Regions from separate parts of the Homo sapiens genome. Here region 1 is linked to region 2. The links are chromatin loops, found by intact Hi-C in ENCODE. Cell type or tissue: OCI-LY7. All regions are shown on one strand.

Region 1 (8,000 bases), 75 kb after region 2:
CCCCCACCCTCTCTCTCTCTCTCTCTCTCTGACACACTCAACATACAAACTTAATATATGATAAAGATGGTATCTAGAATCAATGGTGAATGACTAAATTGTTTAATAGTAGATATTGGTGGAAATGCCTCATAATGAGAAAACAAAAGGCTGGATAATCACCTAACATCACATACAAGTGTGGACACCAGATAAACTAGACTTAATGTGAAAGCGAAAAACACATATTTGCCAGGCACAGTGGCTCATGCCTATAATCCCAGCACTTTGGGAGGCCAAGGCAGGAGAATTGCTTGAGTCCAGGAGTTCGAGACCAGCCTGGGCAACATGTTGAGACTCTGTCTTTACAAATAATGAAAAAAAAAACAAAAAATTAGCCAGGCATGGTGGCACACACCTGTGGTCCCAGCTACTTGGGAGGCTGAGGCAGGAGGATCGCTTAAGCCTGGGAGGTAGAGCCTGCAGTGAGTGGTGTTCACATCACTGCACTCCAGCCTGGGTGACCTGGTCTCAAAAAAATAAAAAATAAATAAATATATATAAATATATGAGATATATATATATATATATATATATGTACGGGATGCATATATACACACATACACACACACACACACATATATATACACACACACATATATATATATTGCCTATCCATTCTCCTATGTTTCCTCTCAATACCTACCTCTGTCAAGTAATGCTCAATGAATATCTTTCTATACGTTCTCTTATAGACTATGTGAGAAATATGTGATATTCTCACATAGGTCTATAAGAAGACATACAGAAAGATATTCTTAAAAAATCACAAAGTTACTTTTCCTCTATTAACTATATATACGTATAGCTATGGCAACACAGTCCATAAGACAAGAATTCTGTTTAACCATTTATAGCATGAACAAAGTTAGCCAAGGACAGAATGAGAGGAGGTAACTGGAATTTTTAACTCCAGTGGGAAATTAATATCTAGAATATAAAACAACCTATTTCAAATCAGTTGGAAAAAAGAATAACTCTCAATAAAAAAATGAACAGGCAATTTAGAGAAGAAAAAATGACAAACATAAAAAAGACATATGAATTTATTAGTAATCAGGGAAATGCATATGAAAGCAATAGTGAAATACATCAAATTAAATGAAAAATAAGAATGAGGGCCCGAAGTAAATGAAAAAATAAGAATTTGGGCCGGGCGCGGTGGCTCACACCTGTAATCCCAGCCCTTTGGGAGGCCAAGGCAGGCGGATCAGGAGGTCAGGAGATCGAGCCCATCCTGGCTAACACGGTGAAACCCCGTCTCTACTAAAAATGCAAAAAAATTAGCCGGGTGTGGTGGTGGGTGCCTGTAGTCCCAGCTACTCGGGAGGCTGAGCCAGGAGAATGGCGTGAACCCGGGAGGCAGAGCTTTCAATGAGCCGAGATCACGCCACTGCACTCCAGCCTGGGCGACAGAGCAAGACTCCATCTGAAAAAAAAAAAAAAAAAAAGAATGTGAGGCCATGCCAAATGCTGGCAGAAGTCTGACTACATTTGCATTCTCATGCAGTGCTGGTAGAAGTAGAAAGGAGCATCTATTCCCCCAAAGCAATCTTCCAGTACTTAGACAAATTAGTATCTGCATGATCTATGGTACAGCAATTTTGTTCCTGGTCATATATACGAAGGAAATTCTCACATGGGTCTATAAGAGGACATATAGAAAGATATTCATTAAGCATTCCTTGATGGTAGCAGGTATTGGGAGGAAACCTAGGGGAATGGATAGGCAAAAGGTGGATGCCCACCATGGAGTCCCATGCAACTGCAATCAAACGGCTCTACGTACACCCAGAAACATACATGGATTTTGAAAATAAGGTATTGAGAGAAAACTTCTTTTAAAAAACTGAATGAGACATAGTATACAAAACAATTTATGTAGACTAAAATACATGTACATGAAATAAGACACAACTTGCTAGAACATAGACAACAAGATACATAGTAAACACTTTAGAATGGCTGCCTGTATGTATATTTAGTATAAAGGTTAAAAGACAAAACTATGAAAAACAATAATAGTGACAGTAATATGTTAAGGGAGACGCAACATAAAAAGATGTGAATTATGACAAATACACATTGTGACAAATTTAAAAATTTTAATGTGGGAGTGGAGGGTAAAATAAAAGTGTAGAGTTTTTTATGTGATCAAAATTAAGTTGTTCTCAGCTTAAAGTAGTCTGTTATAAATATAGGCTGCCTTGTGTAAGCTTCATGGTAACCACAAAGCAAAAACTTACAGTAGATACGCAAAAGATGAAAAGAAATCAAAGAATATCACTAGAGAAAATCACCTAATCACAAAGGAGAGCAGCAAGAGGAAAAGAAAGTAACACAGGATCTACAAAACAACCAGAAAATCATTAATAAGATGGCAGTAATAAGTCCTTAGCTATCGATCCTTACCTTGAATATAAGTGAATTCATTCTCCAATTAAAAGGCACAGAGTGAGGTTCCAGTTTAAGATGACTGACTAGAACCAGGTAGTAGGCACCTCTTTCACCGGGAGAAACCAAAATAGGGAGTAAATACTAACACTTCAAGAAGTTAGTCAAAGAGAGCACCCTGAAATTCACTAGAGAAATGATGGCACCTATGGAAAGCTAAAAGGGCAAAGCCAAGCAGCCACCAAGCTGGGACTGGTGCGGAGCCAGGAGAGACTTGCTAATATGAAGAAGGGTGAGTGAGTGAGAGCCCCCTGGGGATCCACACCTCCACCATGAACCTTTAAAATCCTAGTCACACATACACACACACACACACACACACACACGAGAGCTACCGGGAGACTGTGCAGAGGCACCAACCAAAAGCCACATGGATTCCCATAGGCTTTTGATTCCTGAGCAACCCAGCACCAGCTGCCACTGCCCTGCAAATCCGGAAGGCCAAGCACTTTCACACATCCCCAGGATAGATACTGTGGCCAGACTACCTGCCACATGACTTCCTGCCTCCACTGTGCCTTGCCAAATAAGGTTTACCTGCTTCAGGCCCCCAGTGTACCCACCCCAGCCCTACCTGAACACTGCAGCCATGGCCCAGTGTTCCTCTGAGAACCCAACTCCCGGAAGTCACTGAGAGGCGCTTTGCAGTCACCAGTGCCACTGTCTCCACCCCTGCCACTCCTGGGCCAGGAAGAGAATAGGGAGGCTGGGCACTGTCATGCATCTCCAGCACAGATGCTGCAGCTGAGATATGGAGGAGCAGTGGGCAGACTCTGCACCCCACAACTCCACACCTCTGCTGCTCCCTGCCATATGAGACTTGCTGGCTTCAGACCCCCAGTGCATCCACCTGGTCCCTGCATGAATACTGTAGCCATGGCTCAGTGTTAATCTGAAAGCCCTACTCCCAGAGGTCACTTACAAGCCCTTTACAGCCACCACCCCCTACTGCCCCTTCCTTTGCTTCCCCCAGGCCAGGGAGGAAGCAGAGAGGGCTGGCACCTTTGCATGCCCCTAACAGTGAAATCCAGTGTTGTTTCTGCAGGAGGGAAGTGCAAACGTGCCACATGCCCCATGGCTGTGAGTCTCCATTGCCCCAGCTGAAGGGACCTGCCCTTCTCAGTGAAAGGTTTACAGCACAGCCACCCTGCCCCCATCTGAACATTTCAGCTGCGGCCCAGGGCCCTTCTGAGAGCCCAACCCCCACAGGCTTGTGATCTGCCTCAGGCTCCCACCACCTTGGCATTCTGCCTGTCCCTGCCTGAGAGTTCTGTGGGTGACCCAAGGACCAGCCCACCCCTCCTCATCACAGACAGCACCTGAACTCAGGGCTGGCCTGACCCCAGTCCAGCCCCTTGGAGACTCATGCATGCCATCCAGTGGACCATCTTGGGGCCTGGGCCTGGGGAACTACCTAGTCCAGTCCAACACTGCTGGCACCTGACCACTCCCCCAAGGGCCTGAGGTTGGGCTGATCCAATCAGCCAATACGCCCACAGCTGACGCTCATCACACAGGCCAGAAGACAGAGTCCCCTCCCCTCCACATGATGTAGCAATTTTACCACGTTAGAGAATAGGTGAGCCATAAAGATGTCTGTATTGGGCTGAGTGAAGAGGTTCAACCCCAAAACCACTCCCTTGGAGAGTCGAAACAGAGGCACTTGTCATGGCTCTGAAGATAGACAACAGTGTGTGTCTGAACTGACATTCACAAGGCCAAGAACAGGGGCGTGAAAAGCAAACAGATCATGTTTCTTCCTATTTAGGACATGGAGCTGGTGCAACCTCCTCATGCCCCACAGAGAACTTCAGCACATTTTACCAGCAGCCCCTCTAGTCACCCTCATTAGGCCTGGTGCCTGTGCTCATCACTGGGGTATTCATAAACAACCCAGGGGGTTCAGCTCTGTCTATTCCCCTGCTGAACAGGAAGCTTAGGACTCTGGGCACTCCACTGTCCAGCCCACCACCTGAAACAACAGATAGCACCTGACGGTAAACAAAGATCAAGTACATACCCATGTACATACTTTGTGCTATAGCTGGCTCTTACTCGTAAGTGCCATCTACCGGCCGCAGGTCAAACTGCACAGGCCAATATAAAAGCTGCAGACAGAAGTGCACGGGGTAACAGAAGCAAAGCCAAAGGACCTCACCCAACATACTCTACAATCACAACCCCAGGGTTGGGAGGAAAAATATAGGGAAATTCTAAAAATCCCATCTGAATGAAAAGAATGTCAAAAATAAGAAGTGGCAGGCTCTCCAGATGGGAAGAAATTAGCATAAGAATTATGGCATCACAAAAAAATTTGAATGTTGTGACACCACCAAAGGATCACGCTAGCTCTCTAGAAATGGCCGTTAACCAAAATGGAAACTCAGAAATGATATATAAAGAATTCAAAGTATGGATTACGAGGAAGCTCAAGGAGATCCAAGACGAGGTTGAAAACCAACACAAAGAAGCTACGAAAGCAAGCCAGGAAATGAAGAAAGAGATAAATGTCTTGTTTTTAAAAATCAGAACGTCTAGAAGTGAAATATCATTTAAGGAATTTCAAAATAAATAGAAAACATTAACAATAGACTAGATAAAGCAGAAGAAAGAATTTCAGAGCTTGAAAACCAGTATTTAAAACTAACATAGTCAGGCTGGGCACAGTGGCTCACGTCTGTAATCCCAGCACCTTGGGAGGCTGAGGTGGAGGGATCATCTGAGGTCAGGAGTTCAAGACCACCCTGGCCAACATAGCAAAACTTCGTCTCTACTAAAAATACAAAAATTACCTGAGTGTGGTGGTGCAAGTCTGTAATTTTGGCTACTCAGGAGGCTGAGGCATGAGAATTGCTTGAACCCAGGAGGCAGAGGTTGCAGCGAGCCAAGATCATGCCACTGCACTCCAGCTTGGGTGACAGAGTGAGTGAGACTCCGTCTTAAAAAAAAAAAAAAAAAAGAAAACAAAAGAAAAGAAAAAAATTCAGAGAATATATGTGAGATACTGTACAAGATGAACACCACCAAGGTATATAGTCATCAGACAATCCAAAGTCAACACTAGAGAAAAGTCCTTAAAGGGAGCTAGAGAAAAAGGTCAAATCATCTATAAAAGACAAACAATCAGATTAACAATAGACTCCTTAGCAGAAACCCTAAAAGAGTTTCGGGGCCTATTTTTAGCATCCTTAAGCTCAAAAACACCAGTCAAGAATTTTATATCCTGCCAAACTAAGCTTAATAAATAAAGGGGAAATAAAGCCTTTCTTAGATAAGCAAACGCTAAGAGAATTTGTCACCATGAGACCAGTGCTACAAGAGATGCTCAGACGAGTTCTACACATGGAAACAGAAAATGATACTTGCATCAGAAAAAGGACACATAAGTAAAATGCTCACAGAGCCTATAAATCAAATACACAATCAAAACTCCAAAACTAGCTAACAATACTACAACAATAACAGAACCTCACATATCAATATTAACCTTGAATGTAAATGGCCTAAATGCCCTACTTAAACATAGAGTGGCAAATTGGATTTAAAAAAATACAAGACACAACCATCTGTTGTCTACGTGAGATGCACCTAAAGACAAATTCAGACTCAAAGTAAAAGGGTGGAAAAATATATACAACACAAACGGAAAATGAAAGTGAGTAGGAATAGACATACTCATATTAGATAAAACTAATAAACTTAAAATGGGAGCAGTTACAAAAGACAAAGTCATTATATAATAATAAAGGATTCAACACAACAAGATTTAGCAATTCTAAATATATATCAACCCAATACCAGAGCACCCAGATTCATAAAATAAACACTAATAAACCTAAGAAAGCAGATTGATAGCAATAGAATAATAGTGAGGATTTCAATACCCCCTGACATTAACAGACAGATCATAAAGACAGACAATCAACAAAGAAACTCTGGACTTAAACTGGCCAATAGACCAAAGAGACCTGATAGACATTTATTCTACCAAACAACTGCAGAACATACATTTTTCTCACCTACACGTGAAAGATTCTCCATAATCAACCATATGCTTCTCCTTAAAGCAAGTCTCAATAAATTCAAAAAAATCAAAATCATATAAAGTGTCTTGTCAGACTACAGGATAATAAAATTAGAAATCAATACCAAGAGGAATTCTCAAAACTATACAAGTACACGTAAACTAAACAATTTGTTTCTGAACGAGTTTTGGGTAAACAATAAAATTAAGGCAAAAATTAAAAATTATTTGAAATGAATGAAAACGGAGATACAACATAAAACAACCTCTGGCATAGAGCAAAAGCAGTGCTTAAAGAAAAGTTGATAACACTAAATGCCTCCATTGAAAAGATAGAGAGATCTCAAATTAACAATCTACCATCACACCTTAAGGAACTTGAAAAACAATAACAAACCAAACTCAAAGCTAGCAGAAGAAAAGAAATAACAAAGATCAGAGCAGAACTAAATGAGATTGAGACAAAAAAAAACAATTTAAAAGATCAATAAAACAAAAAGTTGGTTTTTTGAAAAGATAAACAAAATTGACAGACCACTAGACTAACCAAGAAAAAAGAGAGAAGATTCAAATAAGCACAATCAGAAATGATAAACATGACATTGCAACTGATATCAGATAGATACAAAAGATCAGAACACCTCAGTGCACACAAACTAGAAAACCTAGAGGAAATGGATAAATTTCTAGATTCATACAACTTCCTGAGATTAAACCAGGAAGAAATAGAAACACAGAATAGACCAATAGCAAGGATTAAATTTGAATTGATAATAAAAAATCCTCCAACAAAAAAAAGTGTAGGACTGGAAGGATAAAGAACTGAATCTTACCAGATGTATGAAGAAGAGCTGGTACCAATGTTACTGAAACTATTCTAAAAAATCAAAGAGGAAGAATCCTACCTAACTCATTCTATGATTCCAGTATGATCCTTATATCAAAACCATGTAAGGACATCAAACCAGAAAACTACAATATCACTGATGAACATAGATGTAAAAATTCTCAACAAAATAGTAGCAGACTGGATCCAACAACACAATAAAAAAAAAATTCATCATGATCAAGTAGGCTTTATTCCAGGGATGCAAAGTTGGTTCAACATATGCAAGTCAATAAATGTCATTTCACCACATAAAGAGAACAAAAGCAAAAATTGCATTATCTCAATAGTTACAGAATATGCATTTGATTAAATCCAATATCCCTTCAGCATAAACACCCTCAACAACCTAGGCATAGAAAGAACATATCTCAAAATAATCATAATCATGAGAGCCATACATGATAAACCCACAGCCAACATCATACTGAATGCGGAAAAGCATTTCCCCTAAGACCTGGCACAAGAGGAGAATGTTGACTCTCACTACTGCTATTCAACTGGAAGTACTAGAAGTCCTAGCCAGAGTGGTCAGGCAGGAGAAAGAAATAAAAGGCTTCCAAATTGGAAAAGAGGAAGTCAAATTATATCTGCTCA
Region 2 (8,000 bases):
AAGATTTATCCCAGGGATGCAAAGATGGTTCAACACGCACAAATCAATAAATGTGATACATCACATCAACAGAATGAAGGACAAAAACCATATGCTCTTCTCAATAGATTTTTAAAAAGCATCTGATAAAATTCAGCATTTCCTCATGATAAAACCTCTCAACAAAGTAGGCACAGAAGAGAACTTACCTCAACATAACAAAGGCTGTATATGACAAACCCACAGTAAACATGATATTGAGTGGGGAAAAGCTGACATTCTTTCCCCTAAGAACTAGAAAGAGTTCCTAGGGGAAAGAGTTTCACTTTCACCACTAGAATTTTACTTAATGTATTAGTGCATTCTCACACTGCTATAAAGAACTGCCTGAGACTGGGTAATTTATAAAGAAAAGAGGTTTAATTGACTCACAGTTCTGCATTGCTGGGGAGGCCTCAGGAAACTTAACAATCATGGCATAAGGAAAAGGAGAAGCACACAACTTTGTAGGGAGGAAGGTCAGAGTGAGCACAAGCAGGGGAAATGCCAGATGCTTATGAAACCATCAGATCTCATGAGAACTCACTATCATGAGAATAGCATGGAGGAAGCTGCCCCCAAGATCCCATTACCTCTACCTGGTCCTGCGCTTGACATGTAGGGATTATGGAGATTACAATTCCAGGTGAGATTTGGGTGGGAACATACAGCCAAACCATATCACATAATATTAGAAGTCCTAGCCAGACCAATCAGGTAAGAGAAATAAAAGGCATTCAAATTGGAACAGAGGAAGTCAAGTTGCTCTCTTTGCAAATAACTTAATCTTATATCTAGAAAAAACTAAAAACTCCATTAAAAACCCTCAATTTGATATATACATTCAGTGAAGTTGCAAGAAACAAAATCAACATGCAAAAATCATAGCATTTCTATACATGATTAGTGACCTAGCTGATGAAGCAATCAAGAAAACAATCCCATTTACAACAGCTATAGAAGTAAAATATAATACCTACGAATCGATTTAACCAAAAAGGTGAAAGACTTCTATAAGGAAAAGTACAAAACACTGATGAAAAAAGTTGAACACAAATAAATGGAAAGACATCCCATGCTCATGCGTCAGAAGAATATTGTTAAAATAACCATACTACCAAAAGCAATCTACAGATCCAATGCAATCCCTATCAAAATACTAATGTCATTTTTCACAGAAATAGAAAAAACAATCCAAAAATTTATATGGAAGCTGAAAAGAGCCAGAATAGCCAAAGCAATCCTGAGTAGAAAGAACAAAGCTGGAGGCATCACACCACCTGACTTCAAAATATGTTACAAGACTCTAGTAACCAAAATTGCATGGTACTAGTATAAAAACAGACACATAGGCCAGTGGAAAGAAACAGAGGCCCCATACATAAATTCACATAGTTACAACAAACTGATTTTTTTTTATAAAGGTGCCAAGAACATATTGGGAAAAGGACACTCTCTTCAATAAATACTGCTGGGAAAACTGAATATCAACATGCAGAAGAATGAAACCCGATCCCTATCTCACCATATGTAAAAATCAAGTGAAGATGGATTAAAGGTAAATGTAAAACCCAAAACTATAAATCTATTAGAAGAAAACATAGTGGGACCAGGTGCAGTGGCTCATGCCTGTAATCCCAGTACTTTGGGAGGCCAAGGCAGGAGGATCACCTGAGTTCAGGAGTTCAAGACCAGCCTGGCCAACATGCCGAAACCATCTCTACTAAAAATTCAAAAAAAAATTAGCCAGGCATGGTGGCATGCATCTGTAATCCCACCTACTCAGGAGGCTGAGGCAAGAGAATAGCTTGAACCCAGTAGGTGGAGGTTGCAGTGAGCGGAGATTCCATCACTGCCCTCCAGCCTGGGCTACAGAGTGAGACTCCAGCTCAAAAAAAAAACAAAAACAAAGCAAGAAAGCAACCAAGGAAGGAAGGAAGGAGGAGAGGAAATAAGGAAGGAAAACATGGTAACATTGGTCTAGGTTAAGATTTTATTATGGCTCAGACCTCAAAAGCACAGGGAACAGAAACAAAATAGACAAGTGGGACTTTATTAAATTGAAAAGCAGCTCAGCACTTTGGGAGGTTGAGGAGGGAGGATCACTTGAACCCAGGAGTTGGAGGCTGCAGTGAACTACATTCATGCGACTGCACTCCAGCCTGGGTAACAGAGCAAGACTGTCTCTAAAAAATAAATAAACTGGAAAACTTCTGCATACACTAGAAATCAATAGAGTGAACAGACATCTGTTGAATGGGAGAAAATATTTGCAAATTATTCATCTGACAAGGGACTTAGTAATCAGTAGACATTAAAGTAAACTCAACAGCAAAACAAATAATCTCATAAAAAAGTGAGTAAATGTCATAGACATTTCTCAAAAGAAGACATACAACAGGTAAATGGGTCAACAGGTATATGAAAAAATACTCAACATCACTAATCATCAGGTAGATGAAATCAAAACCACAATGAAATATCATCTTACCCCAGTTAGAAGTACTATTAGAAACAAGGCAAAAAAAATAGCAGTTGCCGGTGAAGATGTGGAGAAAAGGGAACTCTTAGACACTATTAGTAGGAACGTAAATTAGTACAGCCACTATAAAAAAAAAATGAAGATTTCTCCAAAAAAGTAAAAATGGAACTATCTTATGATCCAGCAATACCACTACTGGCTATTTAGCCAAAGGAAAGGAAATCATTATTTCAAAGGGATACCTGTGGCCCCCGTGTTTATTGCAGCACCATTCACAATAGCAAAGCTATGAAATCAACTTAAGTATTATCAGATGAATGGATAAAGAAAATGTGGTATATATATATACACAATGGAGTACCACTGGGCCATTAGAAAGAATGAAATCATGTCATTTGCAGCAACATGGATGGAAGTGGACATAATTACGTTAAGTGAAATAAGCCAGGCACAGAAAGACAAATATCCCATGTTCTCATGTAGGAGCTTTAAAAAGTTGATCTCATGGAGGTAGAGTACAATGATAGATAGCAGATCCTGGGAAGGATCTGTGTTGGGGATAGGGGAAAGAAGAGAGGTTAGTTAATGGGTACAAACATACAGGTAAAAGGAAAAAGTTATATTCAACAGCAGAGTAGAGTGACTATAGTTAACAACATACGGTATATTTCAAAATAGCTAGAAGCGAGGACTTGAAATGTTCCCAACACATAGAAATGATAAATATTTGGGGTGATGGATATCCTAATACCCTGGTTTGATCATTACAACACTCTGCATGTAACAAAATATCACATGAATCTCAAAACATACAAATATTATCTATCAAAAAAATTCTAAAAATGCAAAAAAGAACATAAAGCGATTAAGAACATACTATGTTTGTAGTACAGCTACCAGGCCAGGTGGAGAACTGTGAGTTCCAAGACAAGCTCATTGTTTGCTGCCTGCTGTGGTCTGAATGTTAGTGCCTCTCACAGATTAATATTTTGAACAACAAAAATACTTCTTTCTTGGATAAAACAACCTCTTTTAAATATCTTGTTCTGTATACGGACCTACTACTGTAGTCTGGTGGTTTTGTAGTTACTGCTAGTAGCAATGTGGTGGATGAGGGGCTAAGTTAAAAAAAAAAAAAAAAAGTGTCATACACCTAGGAAGTCCCTGCTAAGCACTGGAAACCACTCAGTCAATGATGAGTTAGACAAAACACAACCAGAATCCAGCCCTGGCTCCACTACCAAGCAGAAGGGTGATGTGAAATGACATGAGGACTTTGTCTTTCTATGTTAAAAGGCATGAGGACGGCAGTCCTCAGGCCCCTCACAGCATTCTAGTGAGGATAAGCAGAAATGCCTGTCACAAGTGTTGAATTCCTCAAGAGACTCATTAAAAGAATCAACTTCTATGGTAAGTACGGCTTTAGGTTGAAGGAAAGGGAAGGTAATTCACACTGAGATTCTCCAGCATGCTGACAATTTGCAAATGGAGAAGTAAAGCAGGAATTGAGCTGGAAAGGTGAGAAGGAAAGGTCTTAGTCCCAAATGGCACATGGTTGGCTTGAGGCCCAAAGTAACCACCCCCACAAGACACAGGTAGTGGGCCTTAAGAATGTCCTTCAGGGTGTACATCGCCCAGTAATACAGAAGAATCCAATTACAATCATGTGGTGTTTTCCGTCATATCAAATTGTTTATCAAATCATTTAATATATTGTAGATTTGGCAATAGTCTGCATTTCACAGGCAGCTCTTTCAATTTGAAAAACTGTAAATGTCTACGTGTCATTCCAATGCCAATGCTACCCTCTAGTGGATAAAACAAGTAGCTGGCTTGATAGAGCTCAACTCTCCTGCTTGGTCAATTCTCCTTTTGTAATTTGATAGCACTTCCTCATCAAACACAACTTCACCAAAAAAAAAAATCAAGAATCGTACTTTGTAATAAAAATTAATCCATCTTATGGTATCATGGACTAATATATTAGAATAACATTTGCTAGCAGTTTAATGATTATGACTACACCGAAGCCTCACTTTGAATAACATCTACATTTACCAAGAATTCAAAAAAGATTTAAGATTGAATTCCTTTTAAATATTAATATTCCTTGTAAACATGGTATGTGATTTGATTTATAAAAGCAATTTTTCTCACCACTCTTCAAGAACACACCCATTGTGTAAGATGCGTACATGCATTTCCATTGCCATTGAGGGATGAAAGGATTCTGCCTCCTCACAGGTGAGGATATTCAGGGAATTGTATGAAGTAAAGAATACGCTTTGGAGGAACTCAGATACACACTTAGAATCCAGCCCTGCCACTGGTTAAGGGTCTTAGTCCAGTCACTCAACTCTGTGGTTCCTTGGTTGCCTCTCTTAGGTCCTACTTATGACTTCTAAACCCCAATGTTTGGTGCCAATCCTGTTCTTTCCCCTACAAGGTCTCTGCATAGATCGACTCTAGAAAATCCTGTTTCTAAGTGAAAAAATCTCAGAATCTACTTTCAACCATGCCAGCAGTTCAAACTTCAGTCTTAATTAGGGGGAAAGTGGAAACAAATCTAGGATTCATCAGGCCATAGTGCCACACCCTCAAGGAGCCATTCATGTTTATAATCTTCACTTGAAACCACATTGATTACCTTTTATATTGAAGGGGGAAACCTTCTCTAAGATAAAATGAGCTGCCTATACCCCAGCTAGGATGGTGTCTTCTGGAGGGAAGCAGGAAGTTTCATGGCATTTTGGTGCAAGAGGCAGTCACTCTCAAGTATGTGGGGACAACCAAGATCACACTTTCCAAAGTTGTCTGGAAAATCACCTTGTTCTCTACTAGAAGAAAATCAAATCCCTACAGATACATGCAGCTGCAAGCAATTACTCATCTTCATTAAACACTCACTTAAAAGACTAATTCAAACAACGCTGCTGCCTGCCTACACCTGTGTGAGGAAAGTAAACAAGCTATAAGGGGAAAGGGTGACATCTACCCAAAAAAACAAAAAACAGAAAACACACATCTATAAACATATGTACATGGCCATTTCCAGAACACCAATATTAACTATCAAATCATCAAATAACTATTCTCATTACCAAGTGGCTTGGGTTACTCCCAAGATAAGCCATTGTTTCCATTGCTAAATATTGTGAACCACTTATAGAAATACACGTCCCAAATAAAAATGGCATAACATTATGATTCAAAAGAGACTTAGGAGCCAATAGTAGCCTCTTGCTTTCACTCAGGGGCAGCAGATCACATGCTTAAAAGTTTCAAGAAGCAACCGAAAATCTGTGCAGAGAATGAGCTTGAGAAACAAAGTATTACTACCACCAGGCACTACTTGGTAGGTCCAGGCAGTGTGCTGGAACATTTCTTGGGTTATTTTATTTTACCCACAAATACATGTTTTCAGTATCATTTGAGGTTTAGAGAAGGGCAGTAACCTGTCCGTAATCATACAACTCCTAAGCAGCCAAACAGGAGTTAGAACCATCTTACTCCCAAGCCCACAGTCATCACAAATCTCCTAGTCAGTCTCAGGGACTGACCTTAAAACACATGGAGTTTCAAACTTGGCTGCATGTTGGAATCACCTGAACAGCTTTCTGTTTTGCTTGTTTAAGGCTAATATCTGGATTCAACCCTCAAGGAATTTAATTGATTTCTGGTGTGCCCTGGATGCTGCAATGGTTTTTATACGTTCAGGGTAATTCTCATATGCAAATAAGTCTGGTAATTACTGGTGCAATATAACAAAGTCTTGTACATTCCTTTTTCTCTTCACATTGTTGCCAGAAATGGAAGCAGTGTAACATAGGGCTTTTAAAACATTGGTTTGGGAGTCATTCAGATCTGGACCCCACCCTCAGCTCCATCATTTGCTAGTTTTATAACTCTGGCAAAATTAAACTCTCTAAACCTTAGTTTTCTCACCTATACAATGGAAACTTGTAGTGTTCATAATAACTAAATTTAAAATTATACAAGTAAATTTCAATATAATTTATAAAGAGCTTATAATAAAAATTATAAAGAGCTTAGTAGGGTGCCTGGATTGGCAATAAGTATCCTGAAAATCTCTCCCTTATTTTTCCTATCATATTTGATAGGAATATTTTATGAGCTTATAGTTTAATTAAATTTATATAAGAAATTATGCATAAAATGGCATTATTAATAACTATCTTGGGTATTACCCATTAAAGTTTGTGAGATATATTCACACATCCTCACTGAACACTCATCTCATCTCTGTGACATATTTCCCACATTGTAAGAAAAAATGAAGCTCTGGGAAACCAAGTCTTTCCCAATGTCACACAGTTCCTAAGTGGCAGAACCAGAATTTGAATTGACTACCAAGATGCTTCAGGTTGAAATCAAGTAACACTTCATGCAAACTGTGAGACTCATTTTTTGTTTTAACTTGTAAGTTCAGTGGTACATATGCAGGTTTGTTTCATTGGTAAACTTGTGTCATGTAAGTTTGTGAGACTCATTTTTTAACATGACAAAAGACACAAAGCGTTTTTTATGTTGACTCCTCATTCTAAACAATTTAAGGAGTTCTCTTTTGAACCACCTTTGGAGCTAGTTCTCAATGTAAGAAAATCACTCATCTTGCTGTTGTTCCCTATTTTATACACTAAAAAGTACTATCCAGTTTGATCTGCCCTTTCACCTACTGTTCTTACTTCTAAATGATTTTTGACCGCGGATTTGATTTCAGGAAAAAAATAGTTTTCATCAGTGAGCATGTTCAAAAGCATATGCCTCAGATTCTACAGGTAGCTTCAGGAAAGGAATTTCAAAGACAATTAAGCAATAATAGCATCCTAAAAAAATTATTGTTTGGAAGAGATTGAACCTCTCTGGATGCACAAGATCTGGTTGGTTTTTTAATTCATTTGTTTATTTTATTCTAACAACTTGTAAATGTCTAGAGCTATTTCTAAGAAGGTATAACTGACACCTCAAGAAATGTCCAATGAGTTGAATCATTACAGAAAATGATCTGGCTTTTTTTTTTTTTTTTACTTTGAATTCTAGTCAACTCAAAAGTCCCAAAATATTTTTCCTCATTTGGGAGTATTTTTTTCACCTGATGCATACAAATAACATCACCCGACTTCATTTTCTGTGATTTTCTAAAAGTGGCCTTTGTAAGAATATCTTAGAGGTTTACTGATTATCACAATAATTTTTCTTTACAATGTCATAGTTCCTAAAATCATATAAGCTATAATTGTATCCTATAATCTTTGTAAAATTGAGAATGTTCTGAAAATGCCTGAGGAAATTGTCCCTAAATAACTACATATGGAACACATGGAAAGGAGAATTAAAAACGAATATATGCAGCAAACGGAAATTAGTTCCAAAGACTTTTAAGCTAGAAGGAATGCTATCTCATCCAGTCCAACTCACCCTCCGTGAATTATACGAACTGAGACGGGAGAGGTTAAAGAACTTGTTTCAACTGGCAGAA

Evidence for each region. Peaks named below come from ENCODE experiments on the same cell type or tissue, not always from the same donor. Only the 100,000 strongest peaks of a DNase experiment are listed, where the experiment ranks them.
Region 1: it touches region 2 in a loop (2.9-fold over the local background); 7 of 110 quality-filtered maps call a loop at or near these places.

What each region holds. Positions count from the first base shown.
Region 1 is chr2:39,834,597-39,842,596 of GRCh38, reverse strand. No RefSeq gene overlaps it. Among named protein-coding and RNA genes, the nearest start is that of THUMPD2, 59 kb to the right of the region's middle. RefSeq lists enhancers at 3,112-3,201, 3,512-4,059. In OCI-LY7, CTCF peaks have their summits at 4,353 and 4,565 (motif pointing left); DNase peaks (open chromatin) are centred at 4,566 and 5,786.
Region 2 is chr2:39,910,071-39,918,070 of GRCh38, reverse strand. It overlaps SLC8A1-AS1 (SLC8A1 antisense RNA 1), which reads right to left and starts at 437. Exons shown (of 5, transcript NR_038441.1): 1 at 412-437. In OCI-LY7, a CTCF peak has its summit at 4,313 (motif pointing left); DNase peaks (open chromatin) are centred at 3,770 and 4,300; H3K27ac peaks cover 1,051 bases.